Linked DNA regions of Homo sapiens: region 1 is linked to region 2. A link is a loop called in an ENCODE intact Hi-C map of the cell type or tissue named here. Cell type or tissue: Caco-2. All regions are shown on one strand. Links, peaks and the distances in the headings refer to the core of each region. The heading gives the core; the rest is flanking DNA.

Evidence for each region. Peaks named below come from ENCODE experiments on the same cell type or tissue, not always from the same donor. Only the 100,000 strongest peaks of a DNase experiment are listed, where the experiment ranks them.
Region 1: a loop joins it to region 2, with 9 times the contacts of the local background. A loop is called at or near these places in 3 of 110 quality-filtered maps.

What each region holds. Positions count from the first base shown.
Region 1 is chr10:94,439,529-94,448,943 of GRCh38, reverse strand. TBC1D12 (TBC1 domain family member 12) reads right to left here. Exons shown (of 13, transcript NM_015188.2): 2 at 6,925-7,048. Among named protein-coding and RNA genes, the nearest start is that of TBC1D12, 42 kb to the right of the region's middle. In Caco-2, for the core only: a CTCF peak has its summit at 4,445 (motif pointing right); a DNase peak (open chromatin) is centred at 4,463.
Region 2 is chr10:94,315,926-94,325,340 of GRCh38, reverse strand. It overlaps PLCE1 (phospholipase C epsilon 1), which reads right to left. Exons shown (of 33, transcript NM_016341.4): 29 at 8,585-8,794; 30 at 3,282-3,440; 31 at 774-992; 32 at 237-449. The coding sequence ends at 261. It also overlaps a transcript of NOC3L not described here. Among named protein-coding and RNA genes, the nearest start is that of PLCE1-AS1, 34 kb to the right of the region's middle. In Caco-2, for the core only: a CTCF peak has its summit at 4,861 (motif pointing right); a DNase peak (open chromatin) is centred at 4,870.

The sequences.
Region 1 (9,415 bases), core at 955-8,954, 120 kb before region 2:
ATCCATTTATACACAGAAATGCATAATAATTTATCAACCATCAATAAAGAACACACACGCAACTAGAAGTGTAGTTATTCACTACCTTTTCAAGGTGATAACAGATGAGGTAAATAAAGGTGAAAACAAAACATGCAAGAGTGTAACAATTTTTTAAACTTTTCGGGCCAGGCATGGTGGCACATGCCTGTAATCCCAACACTTTGGGAGGCCTAGGCAGGAGGATAACTTAAGCCCAGGAGTTCAAGACCAGCCTGGGAAACACAGTGAGACCCTGTCTCTACTAAAAATATAAAAAAATTAGCCAGGCATGGTGGCATGCACCTGTAGTCTCAGCTACCAGGGAGGCTAAGGTGGGAGGATCGTTTGAACCCAGGAGGTCAAGGTTGCAGTGAGCCATGATTGTGCCACTGCATTCTAGCCTGGGCAACAGAGTGAGATCCTGTCTCAAAAACAAAATTTTTAAAGAATAACTTCTGAACACAGTCCAGTCCCCCTACAATTTAACATCAGTGAAATAATTGTTTTGTTTTTGCAGTAATCAAATTTTACAGCAAGAATATCTATATTTAAGCATAATTAAAACCAATAAACTTTTCAAATACTCTATTACACATACCAATAAAATCAGAAACCAGAAAATTAAGCCCCAACATGTTCTAAGTGTTATGTATTTAACATTTAACTACTGCTCACAAAACACATGTATGCTAGTCCTTTCCATAATGTTGTTCCTGCAGTAAAAAATTTCAAAAGCAAAGCCTTAACTGAGGAAAGTGATCTATTCTACTTTTAGACAATTTGAAACTCTCTGATTAAGAAATCAGTATCTTACAACTTTTTTCCTTGCCTGTCAAAATTTATGTGAAACTGATTCAACCACTCAACTTAAACTTTACCAGAAAATGGCATGTGTATTGATGAAAAACTTGATCATCTAAGCACTACAATTTCGTTTTCACATTAAAGATGCCAATATAAAAGCAGTGCCTAGCAAAAAAAGGTAAGTTTCACTGAGAGATTATCAGTTTGACATAAATATGCATAAATAGTGCATATTCAATCTAGTATGCAATTGTATCATAATTACATATAACATGGTTCATTTGAAATCATTCTCACTTGCAGTTTCGAGTTCCTAAGACAAACCATGTAGCTATTCCAACTTTACCTACTAATTTAGAAAAAAAAACAAAAAACTCAGGTCAACTGAACTACGATATAACTGAAATACTATTTATAATTAACAGATTCAATTTTTAACACGGCTCACCAACTGGTTCAAAAGGCCACAAGCGGAATTTCACATCTGCAAGAGAACACATGTGATAATCCTCAAAAAGTAATACTAGGAATGTTCTTGTGATTTTGGAATTGATTATCAAGTTAACTTCAGTCAGTTTGATTTTGCTATAATCCTAAAACGTTTTTTATGTTTCTTTACTGTTAACATGGAAAGCACTAAAATTGATTAGACTTGTAATAAAAGTTACTGCAGGAATAAAAAGTTTTAAAATATTTAACAGATTCTTTCACTTATGAACCCAAATATCTCTGAAAAGATACAGGTACAAAACATGTAAAGTTAAATTGTATATAGATGTGTGTGTGTGTATATATATACACATCTATATAATTAAATATGGTGACATTTCATTCTTGAAATAGAAAAAAACATATAATTCCACATATGCAAAATATATACATGTAAAAATAATTACGTGTTTTTTCCACACAAAAAAATGAATTTTAAAAGGCCTAAAAATGTGAAAGGAAAGTGAACTGAGATATATCATTCTATGTTTTATATTTTATAAAGAGAATATAATCATGTGTTATTTGTGTCACTAATAATACATAAAAAAGGTTTTTTTTTTTTTTTTTTTGAAACAGCTCAGGCTAGAGTGCAGTGGCACGACCTCGGCTCACTGCAACCTCTACCTCCCAGGTTCAAGTGATTCTTCTGCCTCAGCCTCCCAAGTAGATGAGATTACAGGTAAGCACCACTATGGCCATTAATTCTTTTGTGTTTTTAGTAGAAATGTGGTTGGCCAGGCTAGTCTGGAACTCCTGACCTCAAGTGATCCACCTGCCTCAGCCTCCCAAAGTGCTGGGATTGTAGATGTGAGCCACCGCACCCAGCAAAAACTTTGTAAATTAAATCTTTTCTTCTTTACTTAGTGTGTAATCTTACAGATGTCTTTCCATTAAAGAAATGTTTGGTTTAATAACATATTTAAAAATATGGCAACTCTGCAGGACACAGTGGTGTGCGCCTGTAGTGCCCTGTACTCAGGAGGCTAAGACGGGAAGATTGCTTGAGCCCAGGAGTTTGAGGCCAGCCTGGGCAACATAGTGAGCCCCACATTCCAAAAAAAAATTTTTTTTCAAAAAATGTTTTAAAAGAATCAACAACTTCTTTCTGAAGACCTGCTTTAAAAAGTTATTAGCCAATGAAATACTACTACTCTAATCTCCTAATAAATCTTACTGCTTTACCATTCAAAAAGCAAGTGAGGCATCATTTCTCCAAGCAGTTTTTCACACCTAAATTACCAGCTACCTCTTCATTTCCTAAAGCCTTAACAGCTTAAGAACCTATCCCAAAACATGACAGAAGTGTCCTAACATTCTTCATGGCTTTACTGATACTATATTCACTTTCGGTTTCTGATTCCAAACGTAATAACATCTATCTGAAAGCATACATGGTAAAGGAACTCAGATACAGTTTTATATTCATAATCTTCTAGAGAATTCAAAAATCAGTGCTATGAAAAAATGTTTCTAAGTTAAAACAGAGACATAAAATTGTAAATTTACCATTACTATAAAAAGAAAATCATGCCCACTTTGAAAAATGAGAATTGCAGGGAAGAGGACAGCAAAATTAGACAAATAGGGAGTAGAGGACACACATTGAAGCAGAGATAGTAGAAAGCAAGAGGTAGAAACATGTTCCATCACATGGTAAAAGTAATACTTTTTTTTTTTTTTGAGACAGTTTTAATCTTGTCACCCAGGCTGGAGTGCAAGGGCACGACCTTGGCTCACTACGACCTCTGCCTCCCAGGCTCAAGTGATTCTCCTGCCTCAGCCTTCCGAGCAGCTGGAATTATAGGCACCTGCCACCACACCTAGCTAATTTTTGTATTTTTAGTAGAGACCAGGTTTCACCATGTTGGCCAGACGGGTCTCGAACTCCTGACCTCAGGTGACACACCAGCCTCAGCCTCCCAAAGTGCTAGAATTAAAGGTGTGAGCCACCGCACCCAGCTGATACATATTTTGAAGATGGAAAAAGGTCAGAAGAAAAATGACTTGACTATACATAATGCCTCCCAGAGAACAAACATAACCACAAAAAGGGCACTAAAACATATACTAATAGCTGTGACATAGCTGGAAAGTTCGAAAACTAAAATAAGTGGCGCAGAGAAATAATCGTCAGTTAAAGGATCAGAGAAGGGGCCGCAGAGGCAGAGGCAGCAACTACATTTCAACTCTACCCCTTCTTCTCAAATGAAAAAGAGCTGTTCTTTTCCTGACCACTCATGAAGTTCTATTGCTGTTGTTGCTGTTTTTTGAGACGTATTCTCGCTCTTTTGCCAGGCTGGAGTGCAGTGGCACAACGTCGGCTCACTGCAACCTCCGCCTCCCGGGTTCAAGTGACTCTCCTGCCTCAGCCTCCCAAGTAGCTGGGACTACAGGCACGTGCTACCACGCCCAGCTAATTTTTATATTTTTAGTAGAGACGGGGTTTCACCATGTTGGTCAGGATGGTCTCAATCTCCTGACCTCGTGATCTGCCCGCCACAGCCTCCCAAAGTGCTGGGATTACAGGCTTGAGCCACCGCTCCCGGCCCACTCATCAAGTTTTTATACCACATATATAAAAAAGGGAATGTGAGGGGCCGGGCGCGGTGGCTCACGCCTGTAATCCCAGCACTTTGGGAGGCTGAGGCGGGCGGATCACGAGGTCAGGAGATTGAGACCATCCTGGCTAACACGGTGAAACCCCGTCTCTACTAAAAATACAAAAAAATTAGCCAGGCGTGGCGGCGGGCGCCTGTAGTCCCAGCTACTTGGGAGGCTGAGGCAGGAGAACGGCGTGAACTCGGGTGGCGGAGATTGCAGTGAGCCGAGATCGTGCCACTGCACTGCAGCCTGGGCGACAGAGCAAGACTCCGTCTCAAAAAAAAAAAAAAAAGAGAATGTGAGGTCTTGGCTTTCCGAAATGAAAATAGCAGATTAAAGGTATACAGCGTATCAGCAAAGATAATTATCCAACCAGTAATTTATTCAGAGACTTATGGTAAGAAAATATCATAGAACATTAGTTTATATAAAGATATAAAAATGTATGTGCATGCATATTTAAACTACCATAAAAATCAAAAATACCTGTATAAACCTTCAGTAGCAAGACCACCGTTTTGCCTCTAGAGGGCGAACTTGGTCTTCTGAAACATTCTAGACGAGAGACGTTACTTTCAGACTTTACCAAAAGAAAAAAAAAGGAGCTAAAACTTAAGATGTCACAATAGCAGAGGTTCCCAACCTTTCTTGGTCAATGCCTTTAGTGTCTCTGATTTTTTTCACAGTAACTCTTAAGCCAAAAGAAATACCTAATGATTCTGTTTAATAAGTAGCTATGTCCAAACAATTTAATAAGGATATATTTCCTAACACTTAGTAACTGCTAAAAAAAAAAAATACACATAAATTGAAAAAAGAAATATGTTTTCTTTCATTCTTTTTTTTTTTTTTTCTTGAGATGGAGTCTTGCTCTGTCACCCAGGCTGAAGTGCAGTGGCATGATCTTGGCTCACTGCAACCTCCACCTTCCAGGTTCAAGCGATTCTCCTGTCTCATCCCCCAAGTAGCTGGGACTATAAGCATGCACCACCATGCCTGGCTAATTTTTTGTATTTTTGGTAGAGACAGGGTTTCACCATGTTGGCCAAGCTGCTCTTGAACTCCTGACCTCAAGTGATTTGCCTGCTTCTGCCTTCCAAAGTTCTGGGATTACAGGCGTGAGCCACTATACTCGGCCTCATTCTTAAATAACCGCAATTAATTACCAATTTGGGCATGTGTGGCTTTGTGCATTGTATACAATTTCTCAAACCTTAAAATCAGATTAGACATAACCCTCATTTCCAGTCCCACGCTGACTTTTTTACAGTATCTGGTTTTTATCACAGCAACCTCAGAAAAAACAGATTCACAAAGATATGATGCCACAGAAAAGTATGTAGTAGCACTTAATGTTGGAACTGTGTACTGCTTCTAATTACCAGTCTCCACCATATCCAACTGATGTGGAATATCACTGTTTGCCTCAAAAAATTTAAATATCCCACAGTACCCCAGTGTGTTAAGTGCAGCACACCAGAGTGTCTGAGCACATGGCTTGGGGATCACAGCACACAGTTTTAAGTACCAATAGATAAACTATTCACTATTTTCATCACTTGTAAAGAAAATTAACTACAAGCCAGGTGTGGTGGCACATACCTGTAGTCCCAGCTTCTCAGGAAGCTGAGGCAGGAGCATCATCATTTAAGCCCAGGAGTTTGAAGACAGCCTGGGCAACATAGCAATACCAAGTCTCTTGAAAAAAGAAATTAAGTTAGTTTACAGGGAGAGGAGGAGGCACATGGTCTAACTACTGACTAGCTACATAGTTCAGGCAAATCCTTCAAAAGGGAAAGGGAGGGGCTGCTTAGAAAGACGGCAATCTCAGCAACTTCTGTTTGTCTTATGCTTCTCTCAGGGACAAACATGCAGTCCTCTAGTGCCGTGCATGTACATTCTATGGGGGTGAACATCTTGGTTCTGGTTAAACAGCTAGTGCTTTTGACAGCTGTGCCAGGAAGGGTTAGGACCAACTACAAAAGAATATGGGTTCTAAAAGCATAGTGTGTGTCCCTAACTTTGTTTTTCCTGAGGAAAAAAATAAACCTTTTATTCAAATGCAAAAAGAAGAAAAAAAGAATTAACTACAATAATGTTTTTAAAGATCTAAAATTATTTTCTCATATTACTTGGAAAACCAGTTTTTCTTCTGAGCAATAAAAGGAACACTATTAAATCTTTAAAGGAAGATATCTTTTCCAATTTGAATGATGATTATTGCCTTCATGTGATTGTTTTTATAAATGCTAGCTGTGTTAAATTTGGTAAACTACAATTGGGAAGGATAAAAATAGGAAATGTACTATATGTCTTCTTCTGAGCAATAACTTCTCTGAACTTTAAAACACTGCAGATTGATCCAGTCTCACTGCTTTCCATTCTCACTTATCTAGTACTGAAGAGCCAAAGTTCAGAAGTCAAATAAGATCAGAAAGTCTTAAGAACTCAAGAATACAGATGTTAACAGAGATATCAGAAGAAATAGCTTCTAAATTACTAGAAACAGATTGTGTACCAACTCTTCTCATTTACAAAGTCCTTGGTTTAGAGAGGACACCAGAAAAGTGACAAAGGAAGGAGTTCAACCTCATAATCTACTCAGTTTTTGCTTTTTAATATTTCATCAGTTCACAACTACCAATATTCAGAACATCTGTGCCACTGACAAATGCTACCAACTTCAACTGGAAGTCAAACAGTATGTGGTGAGAGTGATTAGCTAAGTTTTTAAAAAATCTATTCAAGGAATAACTGGTTAAAAAAAAAAGTCTACGTTCTATTTGAAGAATTTTCACAATTATAAAAGATAACAGAAAATATATGACCTGTTTTTCTAGAAAATTTAGCAGGTCCCTATAAATACTTATAATCCCAAAAGTCTGTATCTAGAAAAATAAGAATAAAAATAGAATATGGTTAGTTTAAAAAAAAAAAAAAAAAGAAGAAGAAGAAGAAGAATGCTTGAAAAGCTAGGGTAAACTACATGGCTATGTCAGTACTTACCTGCTGAATGATTTTGGATGTTTTCTGAAGATTCTCTCTAGGAGGGACTTTACCAAATAATTTCCAACCAGGAGCACTATGGACAACTGATTTGAGTTCCTTTGTCCTTTTTGGAAAAAGGTTTCTGAAACACAGAAAAGTTACATGAATTGTGTTTTTTGTAACCAGAGAGCTATTTAACAGTAATTTTATAATAAGTTTGTTCCCAAGGCAAAAACAAAAATACTTTTAAATAAAACTATTTCTACTACTTATACCACTATTACTTAGAATAATAAGGCTCAATTAAGAATATGTAGCTTAATACCTAATGCATGCAGGGATTAAAACCTAGATAACAGGTTGATAGGGGCAGCAAACCACCATGGCACACGTATACCTGTGTAACAAACCTGCACATTCTGCACCTGTGTCCCAGAACTTAAAGTAAAATACAGACTATCTGGCTTATATAGAGGTATTAGAAGAATCATCAACAGAAATAATAAAAAGATAAACAAATTGGAAGGAAAATGATAGCCATAAATAAGATGCAAACATTTGTCTAAATCAGCTACAAAGTATACTAGAATTGACTGTACATGTACTTAACAATAAGAGCCAAAATTCTGAAAACAAAAACATTTAAAAGAATCTATATAACAGTTAAAGGATTAAGTAATACAATATTTGGATAAATATTATTTACAGTAATAATTTGTTATTTATAATAAAATTATATCTACTAATCCCCTATTGCTATAATATATATACATAACCTGTCTTTCCTAGGCCAGCTATGTACAAGAAAGCTTACTACAAAAGAGTCAATATATAACCAAGGAAGAAAGTATCTCTCACTGAAAAATCTAGAAAAAAAAAAACAAAACCCAGGACAGGTGCGATGGCTCACACCTGTAATCCCAGCACTTTGGGAGGTTGAGGCGGGCGGATCACGAGGTCAGCAGCTCAAGACTAGCCCGACCAACATGGTGAAACCCTGTCTCTACTAAAAATACAAAAATTAGCCAAGCGTGGTGGTGGGCACCTGTAATTCCAGCTACTCGGGAAGCTGAGGCAGGAGAATCGCTTGAACCCTAGAGGCGGAGGTTGCAGTGAGCCGAGACCGCCTCATTGCACTCCGCGTCATTGTGCACCCTGCACAAGTATTAAGGATTTTACCTATTATCTCCATGCCCTAACCAACCAAATTAAGTACCTATTTTTTTATGTAAGCAGGGATGATACTCAACATATGTACCCATCAAAACAACATGACCAGGGCCCAATGAACCAATTAGGAAGGTACTGATGAATTCAACTCAATATAAACCCTTTGCATAAGCTATAAGTGAACAGTAAGAAAATTCTTAATTCACACATATGATTAATTACAAACAGTTCCAAATTGAAGTCCCAAATAATTAGATTTATCTATACTCAAAATGCCGTATCAATATATCTTAAAAGTGCAGATTAGTGATAATAGAAAATAAGTTTTTAATGAAAAATGTTAAGGGACTCCTACAAAAGAATGCAGGCTAATCAATAATAAAGAAAAGAAATGGCCAGGCATAGTGGCTCATGCCTGTAATCCCAACACTGGGAGGCCAAAGCAAAAGGATCACTTGAGCCCAGGAGTTTGAGAACAGCCTGGGCAATGTAGTGAGACCCTGTTTCTACAAAAAATAAAAATTAAAAAAAATAGCCAGGCATGGTGGTGCACACCTTGTAGTCCCTGCTACTTGGGAGGCTAGGGTGGGACAATCACTTGGGCCCAGGAGTTAAGGATGCAGTGAGCTATGATACTGCCACTATACTGCAGCCTGGGCAACAGAGCAAGACCCTGCCTCCAAAAAAAAAAAGAAAGGAAAAGGAAATAAACACTCTTATTTCCTCAGGTGTATAACAGAAATAAACATATGACACTAGAGTAATTTCTACTTTAAGATACTCTGGAGGTTTCACCTCAGAGACCATGTACAGTGACTTAATTCTCTACTTCATAAGATCACTAAATAGGTGAACGTTTTCAATAATGAATATGCTGAGGACTAGGAATACTTCTAAGAAAAAAATTTGAAGCCTCAAAGGATGGTCTATTAATTTAAACAATGTTTGATACGTTGTGTACCACTTATCAAGAAAACACTTTGTAGCTGATTTAAACAAATGTCTACATCTTATTTATGGCTATCATTTTCCTTCCAATTTGTTTATCTTTTTATTATTTCTGTTGATGATTCTTCTAATACCTCTTAACTCCAAATTCACCTTTATGCTCTAAGATAACAGAAAAAATTCCTTTAATCATTTCTCCTTTAAAACAAACATGAAATTATTAAGCTTTCTGGGTAGAGGGCACCAAAGGGACACTGAAGGAGAAAGGGGCTCTCCTGTGGTTTCCAGCTGCTGCAGAGTGGATCGGGTAGAAGTGTGAGGACATCCAGTAAAATTCTGCTTAGCTCGATGCCCAGACTGCAGCCCCTCAGCAAACCTGCAGCCTTGCTGA
Region 2 (9,415 bases), core at 455-8,454:
AGGCATGCGCCACCACGCCCAGCCTCTTTCCCTTTTTCTTTATAGGCGGTGTTCAATAGCATATCATGTTACACATATCTTCAGAGCCCTTTTCCTGTTTTAAGGTCCCATTCCTACCTGCCTTCAAGGGACATCCTCCTGTTGGAAAAGATAAAAGACATTGTACTAATTATGCCTTCCTTACAAAGTAGTTTAAGTTAAGCCCTGTTCCAGGATGGTGCAATGACTTACTATACCTGGGTTAAACATGCTGCCCTTAGTCACTGTCGGTAATCCATTGTGTCACTGGAGGACAAGCCACCCACAGGTTTCTCCTCCTTGGTTTGGATACTTTCTGAGGTCAAGAGCTGAGAAGGTGATGTAAGTCCTCGGGGCTGTTTAGTTGACTTGGTGAGCTTCTTGAGTTCACTTGCGAAAGAAATGCCTTTCTTTTTATCTTCTCGAGATGCCTGTGGGAACAAAGAACCTTCCATTGGTGTTAGGTTAAACTCAGGTTCCTCTGTCACATGACACTATTTCAGAAGAGCGCTTTCCTCTTCTCTCTAGAGCTTTGGAGAGAGTAGGGCTGAGGAGCTCCCCTCTAGGACTGCTTAACCGCAAGCTCGGCCACATGTTTTTTCACACAGTGAAAACAAAGCCAAACAATTTTCTCCTAACTCCATTCCTTGACTCAGGAACTTTCTCCTAAATTTCACCAGCTTCCAGATCTGGCTACAGTGTAATTATGGGTATCAGATAACTTAAGAACAGAGCAAAATAACTTTAAACTTTACCTGCACCTGCTCCTTTAGCTTAAGGATGAATTTTCCTGCACCTTTCCACTTGCTTTGGGCTTGAAACACACACTCCTGATCCAGAAGGACCCGCTGAGAGGACTTTGGTGTGGTAGTCTTCTTGTTGGTAGTGTCTTTCACCACCTCTTCCAAAAGCACATAGTCGCTTGGATTGGGGTTGCTCAGGATGCTGTAGGAATATTTGGCTTTGCATAAGGTCTGAAAGGTAAGTTATGATCAACTGAATAAAGACACAGAATCTCCAACATTTGCATTCATTCTATATGAAACTTTAAGGTGGAAAAATGGCCCAGACTAGAGATGAAGGGGATCTTCCAGATCATTTCATCCAACTCATTTTGCAGTTGTATAGTTGTAGCTTGTAATGTAATTTCCCACGTTACCTCATTTAGCTTTGCAACAGTCTATGAATTAGGTGTTATTATCCTGAATTTCAGACGAGGAAGCTTATACTTAAGACAGGTTAAGTAGATTCCAGGATATATACAGCTATAATAGTAACAATAAAGGTCTGAACCAGATTTTCTGCATGTACCAGCGCTCACAGACATGAAAGTCAGCCAGTGAGGAATAGAATCTTGCTCTTCAGGAGCGTCTCTGTCCCACTGGGCTATCTCTATCACAGAGTCTTGGATGTTGAAAGAATTTTAGAAGTCAACTGATCTCTCTTTTCATTTAATATAAGAATGTCTTTCATTGATGCATTTGTTAATTCATTAAATGTTTAGTGAGGGCCAATTATGTCCCAGATACTGTGCTGTACTTTTAGGGGAGACAAAGATAAGTTAAAGAAATGTAAGTCTGGGCCCTTTGGAATTCAAAGTCAGTTGAATAAGATGGCTAATATTAACTAAGTTATCATACAGTAAGAACAGCAAGTAACCCTTAAGTAATGTTTACCATTTGCTAGGCATTGTATTAAACATCTTACATATACTTAACCTTCAAGGAAAGTACTATCATACTATCTCCATATTGTCTATGTGGTGGTCTATGTGGTGACTTACCATGTAGTGTTTTGCTGGAGCCAACGGGAATAGTCTGGTGAAATCAGATATGGTAGGGGCATTTACACAAAAGAAATAAATAAGGGCTTTTATCTTTCTTTTACAAAGAGCTGGTTTACCAGCACACTACTATAACTAAGGCACAGATCTGAGCTTTTACTCCAGGTCTCAGAAGTAGAGCTGGGATTTGAATCTAACACAGCTTGATCTAGGGTCTGTGCTCTTAATTGTTGTGTTGTATGTCTTCTCAAATAGGTGTTTGATGAATGGCCTACCCTAACAAGGCTATGAAGGAAGCAAACTTCTCTGAAACCATGTAAACTCTCAGAGAAGCGTGATTTAGAGGAGGGGAGAGGATCAGAGTAGGCCTCCTACTTGTCCTCTGTAGGATCCTTGAGAGATGGTCAGTACCTACTGGCTTAGGTATTTCTGGGACCATGACATTGTCACTGCAGAGTCACTTCCTAAATCCATTATTATCAATGCTTTATAGAGATCCAAACTCACTGTAGATACTAAGTGTCTGTTGAAGGAATGAATTAATATTTCCAAGATTTTAAACTTTTAAAATTTGTTTTTGTTTGAGACAGGGTCTGGCTGTGTTGCCCAGGCTGGAGTAAAGTGGCACGATTTTGGCTCATTGCAAACCTCTGCCTCCCAGGCTCAAGCGATCCTCCTATCTCAGCCTCCTGAGTAGCAGGGACTACAGGTGCATGCTACCATGCCTGGCTAATTTTTGTACTTTTTTTTTTTTTAGACGAAGTTTCACTCTTGTTGCCCAGGCTGACGCGCAATGGCATGATCTCGGCTCACTGCAACCTCTGCCTCCCGGGTTCAAGCGATTCTCCTGCCTCAGCCTCCCAAGTAGCTGGGATTACAGGTGCCTGCCACCACGCCCAGCTAATTTTTGTATTTTTAGTAGAGATGGGGTTTCACCATGTTGGCCAGGCTGGTCTCGAACTCCTGACCTCAGGCAATCCACCCGCCTTGGCCCCACAAAGTGTTGGGATTACAGGCGTGAACCCCCGTGCCCAGCAATTTTTGTACTTTTTGTAAAGACAGGGTTTTGCCATGTCAGCCATGCTGGTCTCAAACTCATGAGCTCAAGTGATCTGCCCCCCTCAGCCTCCCAAACTGCTGGGATTACAGGTGTGAGCCACTGGGTTGGTTGTTTTTTTTTTCAATTAGAGACAGGGCCTCACTCTGTCATCCAGGCTGCAGTGCAGTGGCCAGTCATAGCTCACTGCAGCCTCCAACTCCTGTGCTCAAGTAATCCTCCTGCCTCAGCTTCCTAAAACTGGGATTACAGGCATGAGCCACCATGTGAGGCAATTTCCCAGCCTTAAGAGGCACACACTCCCCTTTGAGGTCCCTGTTGTTGAGGAACTTCACTCATAAAATGAGCCATCAGTGCACAGACATTTGTTCCAATAATTTATGCTGAGGAAAGGACTCAGGTGAGGAAGGGAGAGGCTTTTACCTGCTGAATGACATCCTGTGCAGTGCTGACGCGGGGTGCTTTGATGACTGTTCGAGGTTGCTCTGGAGAAACATCATGCACTTGGACAAAGAAACTCTCCTCCTCTGAGCTCAAGATCACCTCTTTGTCATCTTGAACAATGTTTTTCTCTTCTAGGTTCTATGTTTAAAAAGAAAAAATGTGAGTAAATAATAGGTTTATGCAGAATAAAGAAAGACAAATCTAGCAAAAATCTGAGCTTGTATCTTGGTGATGTAGAAACTTCTTAGCTTAATATCTCATATACTATGTTATTATTTCATAAACTGTTCTAAAAGGATATACCTATCTCCTGAGAGGAGGAAACTACTGTGCTTCTGATGATGTTGATAGATCCATAACAAGCCAATTTATCTGCTCCTATTAGCTGTGGGTTTTTTTTTTTTTTTTTCTGAGATGGAGTCTTGCTCTGTTGCCCAGGCTGGAGTGCAGTGGCATGATCTTGGCTCACTGCAGCCTCCACCTCCTGGGTTCAAGCAATTCTCCTGCCTCAGCCTCCTGACTAGCTGGGATTACAGATGTGTGCCACCATGCCTAATTTTTGTATTTTTAATAGAGACAGGGTTTCGCCATGCTGGCCAGGCTGGTCTTGAACTCCTGACCTTGTGATCCACCTGCATCGGCCTCCCAAAGTACCAGGGTTACAGGTGTGAGCCACTGTGCCCCGCCTAGCTGTGGATTTTGAGAGTCCAAGTTGACTGTAGGTAAATTTGTAGAAAGACAATATACCATTTTGCCAATTAGCAAAAGCCAAATAAGAACACAGTAAATTGTATTTAAAAGAAAGCTCACCCATTTCCACAGACGTTGAGCATTTAAGAAATGCTAGACATCTGAAATATAAACCATGAAATTGACAGGTTGGGTGAACAAAACTGCAGTGACAAGGCTGAATGAATGGCTGGAGGTAAGCCACATTGAAACAAATTTTGACAAAATTCACAGTAAAATTATGAGAATTAGATTAATTGGCTTTTTGGTGGATTATGTATCTACAGATATATGTATCTTATTAAAAATTTTCAAACAGTACAGAAGCGTATCAATAAGAAAAACCAAACTTTTCCCATTCTCATCTTTTTTCCTTCTCCCACCTTATTCGCCACAAAATACCCCACTGTCATTGGATAATACATCCTTTTAAACATTTGCTGTGGATGTTCAAATGTATTTTTGTGTATGTGACTATGTAAAGCAACACCCTTGAATTAGGTGAATTTAGATATAATGTGATTGTCAAGCAGCTGCTGCTGTTCTTTGTCCACCACATTTTCAAATGAGGATAGCTTCCCTTTTGCAAGAGGGAGACTTAGTAAAAGGGCAGGGAGAGGTAAAGTAAGTAAACAGTAGACAACCTCATCTCAGCAAGTGAGGTCTTGGCAGGAAAACTCCCTTATCCCCAGAATTCTAGCCTCATCTCTCCAGACCAGGCTACTGAAATGGGTGCTAACTAACTAACCAGAAGAATCCATGAGTTGCTGTCGCTATCTTGGAAGTTCCAACTAGAATTGTACCCATTGATTAAAGTCAGAATAGATAACTGCCACCAGGTGGCGCCAAAACTGCAACCAGGGCCAGAAAGGACTGGCTTCTGAAGCTTGCCCCAATCATTTAATTAACTTTGCAATCATGGCCTTATAATTACATGATTTTTTGTTAAATAAATAAAGATATATAATCTATTTTAACTTTTTTCAATGAGTGAAAAAATCCATTTGATTTTTTTCCCATGAATGAATACTCCATTATATAATGGAAGGGGGGGAAGAGATGAGCTATTGTCTCTTTTTACATAAAATGAGATTGTATCCTATGTATACTGTTTTACAACTTGCTTAATAATATGTCATTGCACTGATCATCATATATTTAACCAGTCAGAGAGTAAGATTGAGAGGTAATTCACATGACATAATTTATAATCTTTGTCCCCCAAACCAGGAGGCAAGAAATCAGAAAACCAGAGTTGGCACATAAAATGTCCCAACAACGATGCATTAAGCTTTATTTTTAAGAGAGCACCCTTAGGAGGCTGAGGCAGGAGAGTGGTGTGAACCCGGGAGGCGGAATTTGCAGTGAGCTGAGATCGCGCCACTGCACTCCAGCCTGGGCAATAGAGCCAGACTCCATCTCAAAAAAAAAAAAAAAAAAAAAAAGAGCACCTTTGAGCCTCCCTCAGAGCTTATTTTAAGGTATTTCTAGCCACATTAGTTCGAAGCCACAGGTTATGAACAAAATAACAATAGCCCTCACTTATATCCCTTTTTACTAAGCATTGTTGTACACCTTGTCTGTGTACATGTTTGACATGAGTCTCATGATCATTTCTTTGAGTCAAGTAGGGTAGTTTGTATATAGATTTTACAAATTAGGGCAGTGAGGTTTACAGAAGTTAGGTGGTCTGTTCATTGTGACAATCCTGGTTTACCCAATTTCAAATCCAGTAACAGAAGAGGACACATTGACCACAGGAAGATGTGGTATCTGACAGCTTGAAAGCCCAGGAGACAAGAAAATTATAAAAGGCAGGAGAGATCAGAGGTCACAGAGAGCAACTGAAGAATTTTCATATATGGGCAAACTGCTTATATGTCTTATTAGTTCCATGGGATAAAATAAATGGAAATACTTATAGCCCAAATCTGTCTCCTCTAGTAGTGCCCTCTTACATTCAGTAATTACTGAATTCATTTATTCAATCAGCAATTATTATTTGGGTATCACTATGCACCAGGTAAACCTAGATACACTAAATTTAGTTATCTTTTGAGATATATTTCAGTCATTTCAAAAATTTCCTAACAAAGGCATATAAAGGACAACTTGCCATATTTTACTTATCAGAAAAATCTTGTTAGCCTTCCCTTCTGATTTATGCCCCTTTTTCTTCAAAATGCCTTCCTTTACCAGCCTTTTGGAAGCATATTCCTGAGGTCCCTACTGCCTGTTGTCATATACTTTTTTTTGTTTTTAAAGATGAAGTCTTGCTCTGTCACCCAGGCTGGAACACAGTGGTGTAATCTTGGCTCACTGCAACCTCTGCCTCCTGGGTTCAAGTGATTCTCCTGCCTCAGCTTCCTGAGTAGCTGGGACTACAGGTGCCTGCTACCACGCCCTGCTAATTTTTGTATTTTTAGTAGAGATGGAGTTTTGCCATGTTGGCCAGGCTGGTCTCAAACTCCTGAGCCTGCCTTGGCTTCCCAAAGTGCTGGGATTACAGGTGTGAGCCACCGTGCCCAGCTTGTTGTGGTATACATTTAAATTGCATTTGGGTGTCCCTCACCTCCCCAGCTCCTCTGAGCATAAAATGAAGCTTCCTGTGACACTCAGCAGCCAGCCTGTCTTCCCTCTAGCCTACCCACTGCCTCCTGCTCCTCCCAAGGTGCTGAGTGTGGGTGATCCACAAGGATGGACACAATTTCAGCTTGGGTAGCACAGGATGGTGGAAAGAACACTGACCTGGAAGCCATAGACTTGAGTTCTTTCTACTTCTAACCCTGTCATGATTTCACCTCTCTGAATCTATTTCCTTAAGTGTAAAATGGTTTCCATTATATCATTCAACATAGTGTTTGAGGGCTTTCAACGCTGTAAATCATACACAAGTATGAGGTTTACAAATTTACTGATTTTCTGACATCGCTTAGAGGATACATACTTTTTACATGTAGCTAATTAATAAGGCAAGACAATTTAGGAACAGGACAAAAATTTAGACATTAAAGATGGCTTCAAAAGTACAGCTAAGCCCTCTGATATTTTATCATAAAGTGATTATTATTAGGGTTGCCTGGTCTCTGTCTTAGCAATTAGTGTGTCTTAATAGGGAGAGAAGGCTGGGGAGACAATTACATTTTTTTGCTTAAATTAAATGCCCTTTCATTGTCTCAGGCAAGGTCAGGGAAAGAAGGCAGTGGCTCTGGGCTCTAGAGTTGATGCTAGAGCTCTGTAGAGGCTTTAGGTCACATTCACTCACTGTGACTAGAAAGTGAAAACACACAATGGTTAAAATTGGCTATTATCTTCACTGTGCCCTAGCAAGCATGGGCCTGAGGCACCTTCTATCAGGCAAGCACTATTACATGCCCCAAAGGAGCAGATCATGTGCCCAGAACAGGGCTTGGTACATATTAGGTGCTCAATATTTATGTAATCAAATTGTTGAATAGACTCAACTGCTTGACTATCAACATGTCATGACGCATGACTGTCTATGCTAGAGAAATGACCTTATATGTCATTCTTAAGTTAGTAGGGTTTTCTCAGTTAATTCAGGGAAAAAAAAAAGTGCTTCATCAATTAAGTCAAACAGGAGCCAATCAGTTTGGAGTCAACATGGCAGTTGTTGCATCCTTTCCTTCCCAGGAATGATCATGGGAATCTTAGCACACGTAATATAAATTGTTACTAATTCTGACTCAGGCCAAGATATTATTCTTACTTTGTATGAAGTTCTGGAATATTTTCAAAGAAATATTATTATTTTACTTGTAAGCATGGAAGCTTCTATTAGCTAAAACTTCTATTAGCTAAAACTGGAAGTCAGTCATCCCCAGAATAGAAAATACCTGCAGGTTTTGCATTATACAGTAATGTGACCCTCACAACGATGTCTTTTCACACATACAAATAAAATACTGGACCCATAGCTGATGACATGCATAAGGAATCTTTGCTTCCTTTATCTTATAAGGTATGTTTTTATTTATTTTTAAAATGGAATAGTTTATTTGTGTGAGAAAACATATTTCCTTGTCTTTTTTTTTGAGACAGAGTCTTGTTCTGTTGCCCAGGCCAGAGCACAATGGCACGATCTCAGCTCTCTGCAACCTCTGCCTCCTGGGTTCAAGTAATTCTCCTGACTCAGCCTCCCTCATGAGTAGCTGGGATTACAGGTGCCTGCCACCACGCCTGGCTAATTTTTGTATTTTTAGTAGAGATGGGGTTTCGCCATGTTGGCCAGGCTGGTCTTGAACTCCTGACCTCAAGTGATCCACCCACCTCGGCCTCCCAAAATGCTGAGATTACAGGCGTGAGCCACCACGCCCGGTCTAAGGGATGTTTTTTAGATTGAATTTCTGTACCTTAGAGATAATATTCTGATTATGTGCAGAAGAATAAAACTGTTCATCCACATTTACTTAAGAAGAATATAAACCAAGTTGCAATTACAAGAAATTCTGAATTTCAGGGAGGTTGTGAGTGGTAAATGGCTAATCACATAATGAGTCGTTACTGTGTAGGCTGCACCCAGACACACTTACTTCCTGCTGGGTTTTTAAGACAATCCTGCCCATGTATCCCTCTTCTGGAAACCAGCTGCTTAAAATTTGCATGATCTCCTCTTCTGGACCAATGGCTCTCTGGAATGGTTGTTTCCTACATTCATTCTTTTCTTTAGATATAAAATATTTTTCTTCCATCAAAAAATAGTCTGTGGTAACAGGTTTGATGTCTTGTTCATTTGTCAGAATCTAAAGAAAAAGTGAAGGCAAACTGAGGAGTGAGGCAAAAACTTAAAACAAATCAACTTTCATGGTGTTCAGATAGGTTTGCTATGCAATTTATAAGTGAAATTTACTCTAGAGTATTGCATAATTCTTTTTGGAAGATCTAAGAATTCTCTTATGTTCAGAATGGATTGTTTATGTTCACTCCGGGCAACGGCACAACTTATTCATAATCCCCAGACAGCATAACTATTTTTTCCCACTGCTGGAATGAGAGCTCCTAGTGAATTAAAAATTTTAGGTTTCTCATTCCATGAACTTAGCCCTTTGTAATCTTGCAACACAGGACTGAGGGCAAATAACCTAGTTTAGTATTTACTAAGATAATCTCTTTTTCTCACATTGGAAATACTCGGTCATCTTCTCATGGAAGGTTTGTAGGGCTAGGTTCTCATGTGGTCTAAGTTCCTGGGAATTCTTCTTTAAATAAACTTCTGACAGTGTGCTTAAAGGGCTTGTTTTCTTTGTTGGCTGCTGACCCTGTGCAGTCAAACAGGGCAGCTGAGACAAAGCCCTGGAACCAGACAGACCTGAGTCTGAGGTCTGCCTTTAATACTTGTTGGCTACGAATTATTGGGTAAGATA